Regions from separate parts of the Mus musculus genome. Here all the other regions are linked to region 2. A link is a loop called in an ENCODE intact Hi-C map of the cell type or tissue named here. Cell type or tissue: left cerebral cortex. All regions are shown on one strand.

Region 1 (5,000 bases), 56 kb after region 2:
TTTGGGCTGCCCCTCCTGGGCGGCAGTTGTTGCCGGAGAGGGTTCAGGCCCAGCAGTTGCAGCTCCCTGGGCCCCGGGCATGCTCAACAGCCTCATGGCCAAACTCTGGACCGAGGGGGGCGACTTTCCTGCCCCTGTCATTGACATTTTGGCCCGACTGGGACAGGCACCCCCCTTGCTGGGGGAAGAGGGGAACGACTTTGTGGCATGGCCTAGAAAAGAGGCAGGCAGAAAGGGGGTGCAGGGTGAGCAGGCATGCAGAAAGCCCCTCTGCGCCCCGTCTCCCTCACTCCCCAGTCTCTCACCCAGCACGATGCGACCCCCATCTCCCTCCAGGCTCTCGGGTTCGTCCCCGATGAGTGATGCGGCCCCGACAGGGGTGTCAGCCCCCTCATCGCCGACGGTGACAGTGACAGAGGCCGGAGAGGAGGGGCCGGCAGGCTCCAAGGAGTCGGGGTTGGCCTTGGGAAGGGTCTCCTCACTCTGAGGGGTGTCCCCCAAAGAGCTATGAACTGTCGGGAGGGGAAAAGAAAAAGTTCAGGGCTGAAAGCTCCCGGGATCCCGTGTTGGGGGTGGGGAGGGTGGAGGTCCGGTCGGGCCTGCTCCTGCTGCACTCACCTCTCTCGGCGGCTCCTCGGGGCTCCTTCTCCAGCAGCAGCGCCCCCATCTCAGCGGGGGCCTCCCCCTGGGAGGGGAGACAAGGAACCGGGGGGCCGGTCAGCCCGGCAGGCAGCTGGGGGGCCCAAGACGCCTGGGCCCTGGGCAGCGAGAGCAGGCTTCGGGGCCTACCTCGCCCTCGGTGGGCGCCCCCCCGACCGCGGCCGCGGCCGCCCGTGGGGGCCGCACGCCCCCGCCCCCGGGCCCGCATCAGCCCCCTCCCTCTCGGCAGACCCCGCATCTCTGGGGCCGGGAGCAGAGGAGGGGGAGGGGGCGGGGCCTCCGCGCCCCGGCCCCGCCCCCTCCTCCCGGCTGCACGCGCCGCTCCCCCTTTGTCCCCCAGGCCGCGGGGACCCCGGCCACCAACCCCTGCAACGCCCGCTGCGCCCCAGCCCGGCGGACGGCCCCTCGCGCCCCTCGCGCGGGCTCCCGGGGTCGCGGTGCCCACCGCCCACGCAGGGGCAGCGGGCGGCGGCACGTGCGACTCGGCGCCCACTCCCCCCACCTCCCACCCCCTGGTCCCCTCATCCGCCCCCGGTGTTGGCCCCCTGGTTTGCTGTAAGTTCGGCTCGGGCCCCCCGGCCCCGTTGCACCCCCGGAGCATTGCACGAGCGCGCGCTTCCCCCGGGCGCGCGCGCGGGCATGCACCCGCCTCTCCCCCTCCCCTTCCGCACCTCGGCGGCCGCCGCCGCAGCAGCTCCCGCCGCCGCCGCCATCGCCGCTTGCGCGGGGGGCCGAGCCGGCGCGCGGCCGCCCCGGGTCACGTGGACAAGGAGGGAGGGCGAGAAGACGCCTTAAAGGAGCCGCTGCGGGCCTCTTGGCCATTTTTGCCCCCCAGAATGGCCCTGGAGGTCCAGAACTGGGGCCTGTAGGGGAGAGGGCGTTCGCTCCTAGCCTGGGCTCCGCCGGGAGCAAGGGTGAGGCTCGACTGGGCTGTGGCTTCCCTGTCCCCGCCCGGTTTTGGGAACACGTGTAGCCTGAGCCTTTGCAGCTGCCGCGTGTGCCTTTCCCGTTCTGAGCCGCCAGATAGAAGGCTGGGACTATATCAGTTTTGAACTTTAGTGCACAAGAAGGGGCGACAGAGACTCACGGAAGACACCTTTACTTCTGGGTCAGTGTGCTTTTGGAAATCTGGGGGAAGTGTCTTCGGTTGCACTAGATATGTCAACTGAATGCAGCGGAGACCTCAATCTATTGACAGTAACTATTTCTGCCCAAATACTTCTCCATGGAGGGGGGGGGTCATGGTCCAGCAGACAGCTTAAGTATGATGGTAGACACAGCAAGTATACAACCCTGAACACTATCGAGGGCACCATCCCCCTCCAGGCATTAAGTCCTAGCCAAAGCTTGAAAATGCCTGTATGGTTGCTCACACAATATTGGACAGACAGGTACTTATGTTACTGGGCCCAAGGCCAATTCGGCATCTTATGGGAACTGTAGTCCTCTTTGGATTAAAAACTTTTCAGAGCTTTCTGGGAATTGTAGTCTTCTAGGTAATCAACTATAAGTTTAGCTGGTATTTCAACTTTCCTTAAAACTTGAGCAAAAATATGCAACAGATGCCCTTTTGCCATCTCTGTGGGTTCACTGGTCACCTGTGGCCCATGGCTTGCACTGCCACCAAACCCCGCATGGTTTATGCCAGCACCAGGGTTGCCAATCACTGTGTGATAAGGTTTCTGCCTAAGTGTTTAGGGCGTGTTCCGAGTCTCTGCTTGAGGCTCCTTTTGGCATGGGACTACAATTGTTAGCGCTGGGAGAATCTATGGTGGGTAGTCACACACATGCAATTGCCAGAATATAAAGAAAAAATGTTTTTGTTTGTTTTTTTTGTTTATTTTTATGGAAAACAAAAACTAAAACCCCAAACTCCAGAAAAAATCCTAAAAAATAGTTTTCTTTAAAAATACTGTATGTCTCTACTCCTCTCCCTCCCCCCAACAGCCCTCCTTGTGTCCTTTTTTTCTAAGTGCCCTGCCCCCCCACCCCTCCGCTACTCACTGTTCTCGCTACTGTAGCCTAATGTCTCATTACCTACCCAGGTTGCCCACCGTGTTCTCTTACCTGGCACATATCATTTCATTTCCGGTGAGCCTTGTATCTACTTTCCCACTTCCCCAGCATGCAAAAATCTCCTCCCTTCCTTCTGGTACTTCATACATGTGTCGCCCTCCGCTCCCTTCTCCCTGTCATCTATTCTAACCAGGGGCAAGTAAGCTGCTTCCTGGCAATCCCCCTACAATTCCCACCCCCACCCCATCTCAAGAAACGCTAGAATCCCCCCCCCCCCCAGCCAGCTTTAGCCAGGAAAGAGCTGTTCTCCAAAACTTTCAACTTTGCCTTTTTTTTTTTTTCCCTCTCTTCCTCCACATCGTTTATGCACCTCTTCAAAAAAGAAATCTTTCTTTGGGATCCCACATTCCCTCAGCCTTATCAACCCTGTCTCCGGCTCCATCTTTTTCTTCTGCTCTTTGAGGCATGGTCTCTCTCTCTCTCCAGTCTTCCTCCCTCAAAATGTTTGCCTGCCCTCAAACCCCGCCCCTCCCCAATTCTGCCGGGCCCAGGACCGCCCCCAGCCTCTTGGCCTTTCAGCGGATGAGGACATTGATCTCAGCCACACCAGCTTCCAGCACGTTCTCAGCTGTGGTTTTGCCATGCTGCTCCTTGAGGTGCCGCCTAATGGCGGGCTTGTGGGCAAAGCGCACGTCACAGTAGGAGCACCGGTAGGGCCGGGCTCCTGAGTGCAGGTTGAGGTGATCGTGCAGTGTGGACTTCTGAGTAAAGCACTTGCCGCAGATGCCACATGAATGGGACTTGACACCACGGTGGACGTTCATGTGGCGGTTGAGGTTGCTGCTGTGGTTGAACTGCTTGCCGCAGCGTGGGCACATGAAGATGAAGTGTTGCGCACGCATGTGGAAGACCAGCTTCTCCACACCCTGGAACACTTCAGGGCATTTGGTGCATTTGATGTTCTTTAAGGGGTTTCCACTTGAGAAGCCCCCAGGCAGAGGTCCCCGGCTACCCCCTGCCCCCAGACTGCCCCCCGCCCCCCGGGCAGCCATGGCCACCGCTGCTGCTTCCACTAGGCCCGAGGTGGCCCCCACACTGGCCCGGCCTCCTGGGATCAACAACAGGCCTTCCCCTTCCGCGTCCTCTGACAGGCTGTAGCATGCCTTCACCACCCCTTGCGGTGGGGTAACAGTGTTGGGGGCCACACTACTCTGGGCCAGCTCTCCCAGGTGGCTGCTCACAGAGGCCCCGATACCCAGACCCCCGGCTAGGCTTCCAGGGGGTTTGAGCCGGTGTGCCACTTCTAGAGCCGACTCCACTTTGACGATGCAGATGTCAGAAACATCTTCATCTTCATCCTCATCCTCCTCTTCCGCCTTCAGCTCTAGGTCCTCATCCAGCGGAAACTCCAGCTTCACCGGTCGCAGGAGCGGAGGGGGTAGAGGAGGTGGTGGTGGGGGTTTTGGAGCTGGCTTTGGGGTCCTGGCTGGAGGGAGGAGGGACTTGGTGGCACTGACACTGCTTAGGAGGCTAGCCTCGCTGACCCCATCTTCTTTAAGGCCTATTTTGGGCTCAATGAACTGGCTAAGGGCGTTCCGGCATTTCTCCACTACATGCTCCATTTGCAGGTAGGAGGCTGCTGTCAGGTAGTTCACGATGTCCCTGACTGCGAACTCCAGGGCGCCTGTGTAGCAAGAGAGGAGCAAGTCCGCCACAATACGCGCGCTGTGCATCAGTGAGACCTGCAGCTCAGAACTGGGGTTCAGCAAGAACTGGTCCCGGAGGAACGGTGAGCAGGCGGCCAGGATGACCTTGTGGCCACGGAATTTGAGGCTGTCGGCCACGATGGTCACATCACAGAACCGCTCCTCTGCACGGAGCTGGTTCATGTTCCGCAACGTTGCGGCCTCGTGGCCAGGCAGCTGGAAGCGCAGGACTTCCACCCCAGAGGCCATTGTGGCGGGAGTGGACTGCCCTGGGTGGGAAGGAAACGAGTCAGAGACAAAGGTCTCTGGCTGTCGGAGGCCAAGGCTCCAGACCCCTCATCCCTACCTCCCTAGTCTTGGCGCGCCTCCCTCAGTTTCCCCAATTCCAAGGAGGCGCGGTCCCTCCGAGGAGGGAGGCGTGGTTCCCGGGGGCGGGGCAGCGGCGTCCACACCCCCCAGTCCCGCAGCCCGCGCGCCCACGGGAGAATGGATAAAGGGGTGGATGGGGGGAAAAAACCAGAGGATTGCAACTCTGGGGTGGCCCCCGGTTGCAGGTACTCCTCACCCGCCTCGCTCTAGCCTGGGCCGCGCTGCTGTGAGTCCCCCTTTTCACGTCCT
Region 2 (5,000 bases):
TGGAACTTAAGAATAGCAACATTAGGAAGTTTGAGAACCACTGCTCTAGACAGTGAGCTTCATCCCCCAGCCACTGAGCCCTCCTTTTTAGCTTTATTTTCTGAGACAGCATCTCCCCATGCAGTCCTGGCTGGCCTCAACCTCTGACCCATATGCCTTTCCCAACCTGGCTTCTTTATTACTTTTTTGAGACCTCTTACAGGGTTGCCCAAACTATATTTACACTTTCTCTGTAGCTCAGCCTGGCTTTGAACTTGCCCTTTCCAGACCATACCCCTGAACCTGCTAGCTGAAATTATAAAGTTGTGACCAGGCACCATGTCTGGCTATCTTTTTTCTTTTGGGGGGAGGGGCAGGGTTTGTGTGCGTATGTGTGTGTGTGTGTGTGAGAGACAGAGACAGAGACAGAGAGTCAGAGAGACGGAGTCTTTCAGTGTAGCCTTAGCTGGGCTGGAAGTGATTATCTAGACCACGCTGCTCTCCGACTCCTGTCTCTGCCTCTTGAATGGTGGGATTATGGGCACTGTGCTACCTGACCCATCCACTTTATCCCCACCATCCCCATCTCTCTTTCCAGGCCTGGTGACGTAGCAGAGCCCTTACCTTGTCCAAGGCTTTTTAAGCAGGCAGAACCTAGGGCACAGAGCTGCTTTCCTCAGAAACCTTTTGACCCCTGGCTCTTCCAGGGTTTTAGTGGGGCAATGCCAGCCTTTGAGAGCTGGGGAGGGTAGGTCAGGGGAGACTGCTTGCCTAGTATATGCATGAGGCACTCAATTCAATCTCCAGCTCCATGGAGAATCAATCGATTTGCTGGGCAAGGTGTAAACTGCATGCAATTCTAACATGTCCAAACAGAAACTTTAAGGCCACCCTAGGGTAAAGATGTCTTCAGTAGTTTTTCAGTCCCTCTTGAGGTGGGCTGTCGTCGAGTCGCGGCGAGGCCGGCACACCGCAGCCATGACAGAGACTGATGTGACTCCGAAGGCCTATCCCCTCGCAGATGCCCACCTCACCAAGAAGCTGCTGGGCCTTGTTCAACAGTCATGTAACTACAAGCAGCTTCGGAAAGGAGCCAATGAAGCCACCAAAACCCCCAACAGAGGCATCTCTGAGTTCACTGTGATGGCAGCAGACGCTGAGCCCTTGGGGATCATCCTGCACCTCCCTCTGCTGTGAGAAGACAAGAATGTCCCCTATGTATTTGTGCGCTCCAAGCAGGCTTTAGGACGGGGCGTGTGGCATCTCCAGGCCAGTCATCGCCTGTTCTGTTACCATCAAAGAAGGCTCTCAACTAAAGCAGCAGATCCAGTCCATTCAGCAGTCTATTGAAAGGCTCTTGGTGTAGGCCGTGGCCTCTGCCCTTTCCTGTCTACTGCCACCCTGTTTGTGTATCATATTGTCTGTTAGCATGTACTACTTTCAACCAGTTACTATTATATTGTACTACATCTGCGTTTAAAAAAAAAAAAAAGAAGTCTTCAGTAATAGTTTAATAGAGGCCAAGGCAATTATGCTCATTAGAGAAGCAGTTAATTCGTAAGCCATTTTACACTGTTAGAGGTCATTTCTGGCTAACGTGCACTCAGTTTGGAACTGAAGAGTCTCTTCCTATAACCCTCCCAGGTGGAACTTGGGCCTAGGAACTGAGAGACTTATCGAACACATAATTACTATAGGATTCTTTTATTTGTTTTTGTTTTTGTTTGTTTTTTGTTTTGTTTTGTTTTTTGAGACAGGGTTTCTCTGTGTAGCCCTGGCTGTCCTGGAACTAACTCTGTAGACCAGGCTGGCCTTGAACTCAGAAATCTGCCTGCCTCTGCCTCCCAAGTACTGGGATTAAAGGCATGTGCCACCACTGCCCGGCTACTATAGGATTCTTAGATTTTAAATTTTAGTTATGTTCTGAGGCACTATCTCATCACTGCGTAGCCCAGGCTGGCCTTGAACTCAAAGAGATCTACCTGCCCCTGCCTCTCAAGTGCTAGGATTAAAGTTGTGCACCACTGCTTCTGGCTAAAATGTATTTTAAAATGAAGATAGAGAAGCGTATAGTGCCTTGCACATGTAATTTCAGCATTTAGGAAAAGGAAGTAGGAATGTTGACCGTCATGGTACAGAATTGCTGTCTCAAAAAAAAAAAAAAAGACAAAGGGGCTGGAGCAGTGGCTCAGTGGTCAGGAGCACTTACTGATCTTTCTAAGGACCTGGCTTCAGTTCCCAGCACCTATCACCAGGTGGCTTACAACTTCCTCTAACACACATAGACACAAATACAATCAATCTAAAAATATTTCTTAAAAGCTGGCCAGTGGTGTTGTATGCCTTTAATCCCAGCACTCAGGGCAGAGGCAAGTAGATATCTGTGAGTTCGAGGCCAGCCTAGTCTACAGAGCAAGTTCCAGGACAGTCAGGGTTACACAGAGAAACCCGGTCTTGAAACCGACCCCCCCCCCCTCTCTCTCTCTCTCTCTCTCTCTCTCTCTCAACATAGTAGTGTGTCACGCCTGTAATTGTAGGCATGGTTGGAACCCATCTTAGACTATGAGCCAGATGTGTGTTTGTGTGTGTGTGGCTTTTATCCCCCTTTAAATAAAAATGTTGGGGCTGGTGAGATGGCTCACCAGTTAAGAGCACTGGTTGCTTTTCCTGAAGTCCTGAGTTCAATTCCCAGCAACCAAATGCTCGTGACCATGTATAAGGGAATCTGATGCCCTCTTCTGGCACGCACGTGTACATGCAGCAGAGCACTCAGTAATCTTTTTTTTTTCTTTTTTTTTTCTTTTTAACGGAGAGCAGAAGCTGAGGTGCAAATTCAGATTTTTCTGCTAGGTGTAGGCAATATGAGTCCTCCTGGGTAGACTGGATCCAAACATGAGTACAGAATCCGCAAAGCCATAAGCCTAAAGGAGACCAAAGAGCTGACCTATCCTGTAGGAGCTCCAGGGTCTTTACCCAATCTTGGCCGATTAGGCTGCCTGTTTCTTTCTTTCTTTTTTTTTTTTCTTTCCTTTGGATTGGTAGTTTATCAAATTGTCGTCATATACATGATTCTCTACTTAGGACAGTAAGAAACATGATTCCTCTTTGTTCCCTTCGCATTTGTCAGCGCGATCAAGTCAGGCATATGAGAAGACGACTATGTCCGTCAGGACCCCCGGGCCAGGCGTGGGTATAAATGGCCGAGGCGGGCGGCACACGGGTCTCTTTGTGCACCCGCCCACACGGTTTGCCGTGTTTTCACCCTTCTTTGTTCTCCACCGGTCTGGGCAGGGTCTGAGGACTCCGGAGAGCAAGGCATGGGTCCGCCTCGTGCCGCAGGTATCCTGGGGTCCTGTGGGGAGGGCTCTGCGGTGTGGGGCCGGGTATGATGACCCACATTTACAGACTAGAGTTTCTGATGTCCACGTGACGCCACTCCTTGTAACTGACCCAGGCCGGGGTGGGGGCTGCAGGCCGGGGTCTCTACGACCTGTGCTCATTCAATGATCTCTTCCAGGTTCCTGGCCCACGCCAGCCGTACCCAGTAGCACAATGGTAAGCGCATGCTGGCGAGAGGTAGGCGGTGTGAGGAGGGGCTGGTTTCGGGGAGAGGACAGTAATGATGATTTCTGGTGATTCTGAGTGTCTCGCTGACGCCATCACCGCAGCGCGCTGACCGTCCCCGGGTCCAAAATCGGCAGTGGCGTGGGTTTTGAGTGGCCTAGAGTTCTGAGTAATTTACCTCTGTGTCTTGCTTTCTGGTAGGGATTTGAGGACACACGCCAGCTGCCTACACCTGAAGAAAGGTTAGTCTTAGGTTTCACTGGCATGCTTGTCTCTTGGCTTGACTTTTTGGAAGGGGTGGATTCGAGACAGGGTTTCTCCATGTAGCCCTGATCTCAGATCCGCCTGCCTCTACTCTCTGGAATTAAATGCATACAGCACCACCGACTGGCCCTTGTTTTGTTCTTAATATCCTGCCTGCATTAGCCAGTCTCCAAGCAAGCTACCACCCAGCCATCTTTTTGTTTTTAGATCTTAACTAATCTCCCTAACTCTAAATCTATGGTGGATCCAGGAGCTGCCTTGATTATTTCTTGTGCCTTTAAGTTCTGTATGCTAGTCCACGGCAGTGGGTCTCAGCCTTCCTGAGGGCCTTTAATGCAGTTCCTCGGGCTGTGATGTTCCTAACCATCGGTTTTATTTTCCTTGTATCTTCATAACTAAAGTTTGCTATTGTGATAACACAGGCTGTCCTGTCTGGGACCCCTATGTAAGGGTTCCTTGGTGACACAGGTTGAGAGCCACTGTTTTAGACTATGCTTTTGGGTATTTAGACGGGCTCTCAATTCAGGATGGCCTTAGTCCTGGCTCCAACCACCTTTTTTTTTTTTTTTTTAAGATTTAGATGTTTGTGAGTACACTATTGCTGTCTTCAGACACACCAGAAGAGGGCGTCAGATCCCATTACACATGGTTATGAGCCATCTCTCCGGCCCATGCCACCTTTTTTCGTTAAAGGTTTTAGCAGTTAAATTTCAGTCCCCAGGAGTTTTGGCTTTATATAGCTCTGCAACAGTCCGAAGCCTAACTACACACACTGGCTACCGCATCCTGTGTCTATCGGATTGACATTCCCTGGGTGGTACCCTAGGTTCTGGTCTCCCTCAATTGAGAGTGATGATTTCACAGACTAGAGTCTCTGACGCTGTCCTTGATGTCAGCTATAAATCTGACTCATTTGGGGAACCTCTTGAGATTGAGCCCAGTGTGCCAACACTGGCTCTGGTGAGGAACATACCCTGCTCTCCTGTTTCTCATTGTGCCCATCTTAACTCTCCAGGGTGAGCTCTGAGGACTTCACAGGGGCCCCATCCCCTCACCTAGATGAGGGCTAACCTTGGAATCCAGACAAAGGTGGAAGTGACCTAGATGTGACCTGAATGAGCTAATCATCTAATGAGAGCCAGCCCTTTGTCCTGCCCACATGAAGGTGGGTGGTTAGCTCACTTTTCAGGGTA
Region 3 (5,000 bases), 100 kb after region 2:
GACAGGGTTTCTCTGTATAGCCCTGGCTGTCCTAGAACTCACTCTGTAGACCGGGCTGGCCTCAAACTCAGAAATCTGCCTGCCTCTGCCCCACAAGTGCTGGGATTAAAGGCATGTGCCACCACACTGGGCTCAGGTTTCTTTGTGATAGACAGAAACCTAGCGCTCCAGTGGGCTGCAGTGGCAAAAACTACTTCTGAGGCTGAGGCCAGAGCATCACTTGACTCCATGAGTACAGTCAGACCCTGTCTCAAGGAACAAGAAAGAAACACCCTAAACTCAGAACAGCACAGGTTGCTCATATGTGAGCATGCATGACTTCCCCCACCCACCCCCTTCCAGCTGATGCCAGGACGTTCCAGACAATCTTCCTGTGTGCTCACCTTTAACTTCCCTTCCAGGGTCCGAGAACGTTTGAAGCCTGAGTTCTTAGTTTCAGCCTTGATGGCACTGATGGCTCCTGACTTCACCAGTTGTTTGGCCTGTTCTGTTGCTGTGGCAGTGTCCACCACAGGCTGCTCTGACAGTGCTGGGGAGAGAGGGAGGGGGAAGGAGAGAGGCATTCATTATGCTGGCTGTGGAGGGAAGCCCTCTGCTGCTGCCCCCTGGACTCTCTGTCTCTGTCACTTACAGCGTTTGACACCGCCCTGGCTCGCTGGGCCGCTGCTGCTCTGCTTCTTCAGAGCCAGCAATGCCTTTTTCTGGAAAGGAGAGAGGTCTGTCAACCAGGGTCTGGTTCCAGGGCCAGTGTGTGTGGCATCCTGGTCCTGGAGTGGCTCATCCTGCTTCCACATCCTCACGAAGCCCACAGTACTTAACCTAACCAAACTATGGTGTCCAAGGCCTTCCAGTCTCACATTTTGGAAACTGAAAACCAAAAACACCTAAGCCCTACCATATAAGCTGCAAATAAGACCTGAATCCTTGGGGATTTTATCCACCCATCTCCCATCTTCTGCACATTTAATGAGGCCATGCAGAATCAAAACACATAGTTCCCACCCTTAAGGAATTCAGAACCCAGGAAACAATGGCTAGACTGACAGCCAAGAATAATCAAGGGCACTAATCACTCAGGGCTGAGTATAAGCAACACTTTCTGATGCATAAGCAGCTAGTAAACTGAGACCTCACAGAATTACCCAACACAGACAGAAAAGATACTTTAGACAAAGAAATTGGGGTTGCAAAAATGCAGAGGAGGTTTTGGAAGGCAGGTTTTAAGAGAAAATAATTCTCTCTTTTGACAGGTATGGTGAGCTGATATTTCAATTCTATACATGATGTGAAACCTCGGAAGTGTTTTCAATGGATCAGGTGTGCCTTCAAAACAGCAAAGCCAGACCCTGTCAATGAGAAATTACTCAGAGGTTTCACTAGTAAGGAGAGTGCTGAGGACGGTGTTGTGCACCTAGAGTTCCACTTCCTGAGAGAAGCTTAGGGAGGAAGATACCAGGAGCCCAGGAGTTGAAAAAACAAAACAAAACAAAACAAAACAACCCACCCAACCCGGCCACATACTGAGATCCTTGCCAGGGGTAGTGGTAGGGGACAAAGTGGAAGAGGAACTTAGAAACCATCGACAGACTTGACAAATGTTTTGCTGTGTAAATAGTACAGAAGCCAGAGGTGAGGCAGAGCCATTCCAGGCTACCCAAAGCCACATATTTTCAATCCAGCCTGGGCTAAGTGTGAGACCCTGTCTGAGGTGGAGTGGTGTGTCAGAGATGAGAGATTTTAAGGCCTATTAAATGCAGTTGGTTATCTAAAAGCGAAGGGAGGGAGGTAGAGCAGACAGGAGGAGCACATTTACTTGGGCATTTGATGGTTCACAAGGCTCTGGGTGGTACTGAAGCCACAGGGACGATGATAATTCCATTGGGGATGACCAGAGAAGAGGGAGGGTTCAAATAAGACTGGACGATGCTGCCAAAGCTCCACTGAGAGGTCCCCTTCCGGTAGGAGGCAGGAGGACTCCCATGGCCTTACAGTCAGCCCAGGTGTCCCCAGAGTCTGGAGAAGCCGGGCCACCACGCTTAACTAACTCCTACCTTCTTCTTGAGTTTGTTGAACTTCTTCTGCAGTGCCTCTTCCTCTTCACTCAGCCCCGGAGGTATCACCAACATGTTGGCTCCTGGTTCAAGGGCAGAACCCAAGACATCATTCTCTACTGTCACCATTCAAAATTCACACGTCGTCCAACTTGCGTCCATCCTGTATGCACCCCAACCTCCAGGCCCGCCTACTCCAGCCTCTGGCCTTTCCCTAACCCCTCGTTCCTCCGAGGCTGCTTGTCCAGCCTCCTGTTTATGGTAATCAACCGGCATTCCCGCCTATGTCCAAGGTCCAGACACTAGAGCCTTGGGGTACCTCAGCCCGGAGAAGGGAAAGCACTCCCTGCGACGCCAAGGCGATGGCTCCCGACCCCCATGCCCAATGGGGTTAGGTCAGCCAACCTCGGGGTCCGATGGGCAGAGAAGGCGGCCGGGCCCGCGTAGCGCTATCTGGGCAACCAGAGGAGGAGGAAGAAGAACCAGGGGCCGCGCGGGGAAGGCGCGAAAGATGTGAGACGAAGCCCTCACCTGAGGGGGCGGCGCCCGGGCCCGCGGTCTCCGGCGCCGCCGCGCGGGCTACTGCGCGCTGGCTCGCGGCGATGACGTAAAGGGGCGGGACACGCGGTAACCAAGGCGGCGAGTCGCAGTGACTTCCGCCCGGCCTTGCCCGGCTCCGAGTCAGGCTTCGGCGCCGCTCTCGCCCACGCTCCCGGCGGGGAGTGGTGGAGGAGGGGGCGTGTCGGAAGTAATTTCAACTTCCGCCCTTCTCGGGGCGGGGCCGGCTCCGTGGTTACTCTGAGTTTCCGGGCTGCTCGGGAGCTGCCGCGGCTCCAGGATGATGGAGACGGAGCGACTCGGTGAGGGGGAGGGGAGGAGAGTGGACGGGAGAGGAGAGGAGAGGAGGGGAGGGGAGGGAGGGGGGTCCGCGGAAAGGACTAGTTAGTAGACAGGAATGACTTGTGGCTTTTAACCTGTGACCTTTCCCTTGTAGTTCTGCCTCCCCTAGATCCCCTGAACTTACCCCTTCGAGCTCTGGAAGTGGGGTGCACTGGCCGTTGGGAGCTGCTGAACGTGCCAGGGCCTCCAGAGAGCACTGTGAGTGACTTTTGACCCTCACCTTTGACCTATGAGCCTAAAAGAAATTCCACCCTGCTCACAGGAGGATGTAGCTTGACACTGTCATCTTGGCCTCCGGCTCATGCTGGACAGATCCCACTCTACTGGAACTCCAGTAGGTCGGAGCGGGGAGTGCTGGAGACGCGAGCTCTCAGAGCTGCCCCTTCACCTGTATCTTTCCTCCTAGGAGGTTCCTTCTCTCTGCATAGCTCAGAGCACTTGGCTCTTTTAAACTGAAGCCTGGCGTGGCTCACACCCTTATTCCCAGCACTTGGGAGGTGGAGGCAGGCAGATCTCTTGAATTGGAGGCCAGTTTGATCTACATACCAAGTTCTAGGCCAGCCAGGGCTATGTAGTGAGATCTCATCCCCAAAACAGAAAGAAAAGAAGCAGAAAATTTAAGACTGGCAGAATGACTTATTAGCCCAGAGATTCTCCACCTTTGATTCACTACCCATTTGAGGGTGGAATGACCCTTTGACAGGGGTCACATCACATATCAGATATCCTGCACACCAGACATTTACATTAAGATTCATAACAGTAACAGAATTACAGTTAATAAGTAGCAACACAATTATTTTTCGGTTGTGGTCAGCACAACAGGAGAACCGGTGCATTAAAAGGTGGCAGCATTTGAGAAGGTTGAGAATCACTGGCTTAGCCTATTAAAGCGCTTGCCCATGCAAGTCTGATGAGACACACGTAAAGGCAGCGAGAGAGCCAGCTCCACAATGTGGTCTTCTGACTGCCATGTGTGCATGCGTGTACCCATGTCCACCCATTACACACAGACCTATACATACTAACACATACTACTACAAATAATAAGAATTCTAAAATGCGAATTCTCAGTTGAGCACATAGCTCACTTGGTATAGCGCTTGCTCAGCATACACAAAGCCCTGGTTTTGATCCCTGGCTCTGCATGATAGTCAGGTGTTGGTAGCTCATGCTTGTCACCCCCTCACTTGAGAGGGGGAGGGATATGTGTACACACACACACACACACATCAAGTTGGATGCAAACATGGGTTTCATGAGAGCCTCTCTCAAAATAAGAATGCAGATTGCTGTGTCTGGCCTCTGTGTGTCTGAAATCAGTGATTTACCTTAGTTGGTATCCTGGGACATCTACCATTGGATCTGAACACAAGTTCCATCGCCTCTTTTGTCTACACGCTATCCTTTATTAACCAACTTAAGGTTTCTTCTTTTTTTTTTTCTTCAATTTATTTATTTATTTTATATACGAGTAAACTGTAGCTGTCTTCAGACACACCAGAAGAGGGCATCGGATCTCATTACAGATGGTTGTGAGCCACCATGTGGTTGCTGGGAATTGAACTCAGGACCTCTGGAAGAGCAGTCAGTGCTCTCAACTGCTGAGCCACCTCTCCAGCCCCCAACTTAATACTTCCTATCTCGCCCTTGTCCCAGCTCCCCCATGGCCTCCCTCCATGCGCCCCAGATCTGTGCCAGGAAGCAGAGCAGCTGTTTCTGTCGTCTCCAGCCTGGCTTCCTCTACACGGTGTAGAGCACTCAGCTCGGTGAGAAGTCTGCAGCCTCCCAGATTGGAGAGATGGACCAATGGAAGGAAGCTGGGATAGGGAGAAAGCCGACTCCAAAATTCCTTTCCTTCTCTCCAGAAAATGGCAGAGGAAGACGGATCCCTGGTCACTCCTGGCTGCCGTGGAGACTCCAGTCCCATCTGACCTTCAGGCCCAGAGACACCCAACCACAGGCCATATACTGGGCTATAAGGAGGTGAGAGGTCAGAGGCCCCAAGAAATGGAATTGGGAGGAAGGGTCAGAAGCAGGCTTGGTCTC

What was found. A loop is a pair of places that touch in the nucleus more often than their neighbours do. Peaks named below come from ENCODE experiments on the same cell type or tissue, not always from the same donor. Only the 100,000 strongest peaks of a DNase experiment are listed, where the experiment ranks them.
Region 1: a loop joins it to region 2, with 3.0 times the contacts of the local background. A loop is called at or near these places in 2 of 42 quality-filtered maps.
Region 3: a loop joins it to region 2, with 4 times the contacts of the local background. A loop is called at or near these places in 14 of 42 quality-filtered maps.

Annotation. Positions count from the first base shown.
Region 1 is chr17:34,894,872-34,899,871 of GRCm38, reverse strand. Zbtb12 (zinc finger and BTB domain containing 12) reads right to left here. Exons shown (of 2, transcript NM_198886.3): 2 at 3,028-4,651. The coding sequence starts at 4,631. The coding sequence ends at 3,252. It overlaps Ehmt2 (euchromatic histone lysine N-methyltransferase 2), which reads right to left and starts at 902. Exons shown (of 27, transcript NM_145830.3): 1 at 619-902; 2 at 306-512; 3 at 1-212. The coding sequence starts at 898. In left cerebral cortex, no CTCF peak of the experiment used is centred here; DNase peaks (open chromatin) are centred at 1,456, 2,051, 4,493, 4,961 and 3 more places; H3K4me3 peaks cover 2,956 bases; H3K27ac peaks cover 2,320 bases.
Region 2 is chr17:34,950,670-34,955,669 of GRCm38, reverse strand. It overlaps 1110038B12Rik (RIKEN cDNA 1110038B12 gene), which reads left to right and starts at 3,199. Exons shown (of 4, transcript NR_015536.1): 1 at 3,199-3,318; 2 at 3,497-3,534; 3 at 3,745-3,785. Snord52 (small nucleolar RNA, C/D box 52) reads left to right here and starts at 4,662; the gene lies at 4,662-4,720. It overlaps LOC115488834 (a small nucleolar RNA gene), which reads left to right and starts at 3,595; the gene lies at 3,595-3,657. It also overlaps the pseudogene Gm8696. In left cerebral cortex, CTCF peaks have their summits at 2,734 (motif pointing left) and 4,422 (motif pointing right); DNase peaks (open chromatin) are centred at 3,135, 3,555, 4,440, 4,655 and 1 more place; H3K4me3 peaks cover 2,308 bases; H3K27ac peaks cover 2,034 bases.
Region 3 is chr17:34,848,045-34,853,044 of GRCm38, reverse strand. It overlaps Skiv2l (superkiller viralicidic activity 2-like (S. cerevisiae)), which reads left to right and starts at 2,841. Exons shown (of 28, transcript NM_021337.2): 1 at 2,841-2,911; 2 at 3,046-3,149; 3 at 4,611-4,720; 4 at 4,820-4,937. The coding sequence starts at 2,890. Nelfe (negative elongation factor complex member E, Rdbp) reads right to left here and starts at 2,654. Exons shown (of 11, transcript NM_001045863.1): 1 at 2,457-2,654; 2 at 2,052-2,134; 3 at 632-701; 4 at 384-529. The coding sequence starts at 2,126. In left cerebral cortex, a CTCF peak has its summit at 2,628; DNase peaks (open chromatin) are centred at 2,757 and 3,138; H3K4me3 peaks cover 1,980 bases; H3K27ac peaks cover 1,109 bases.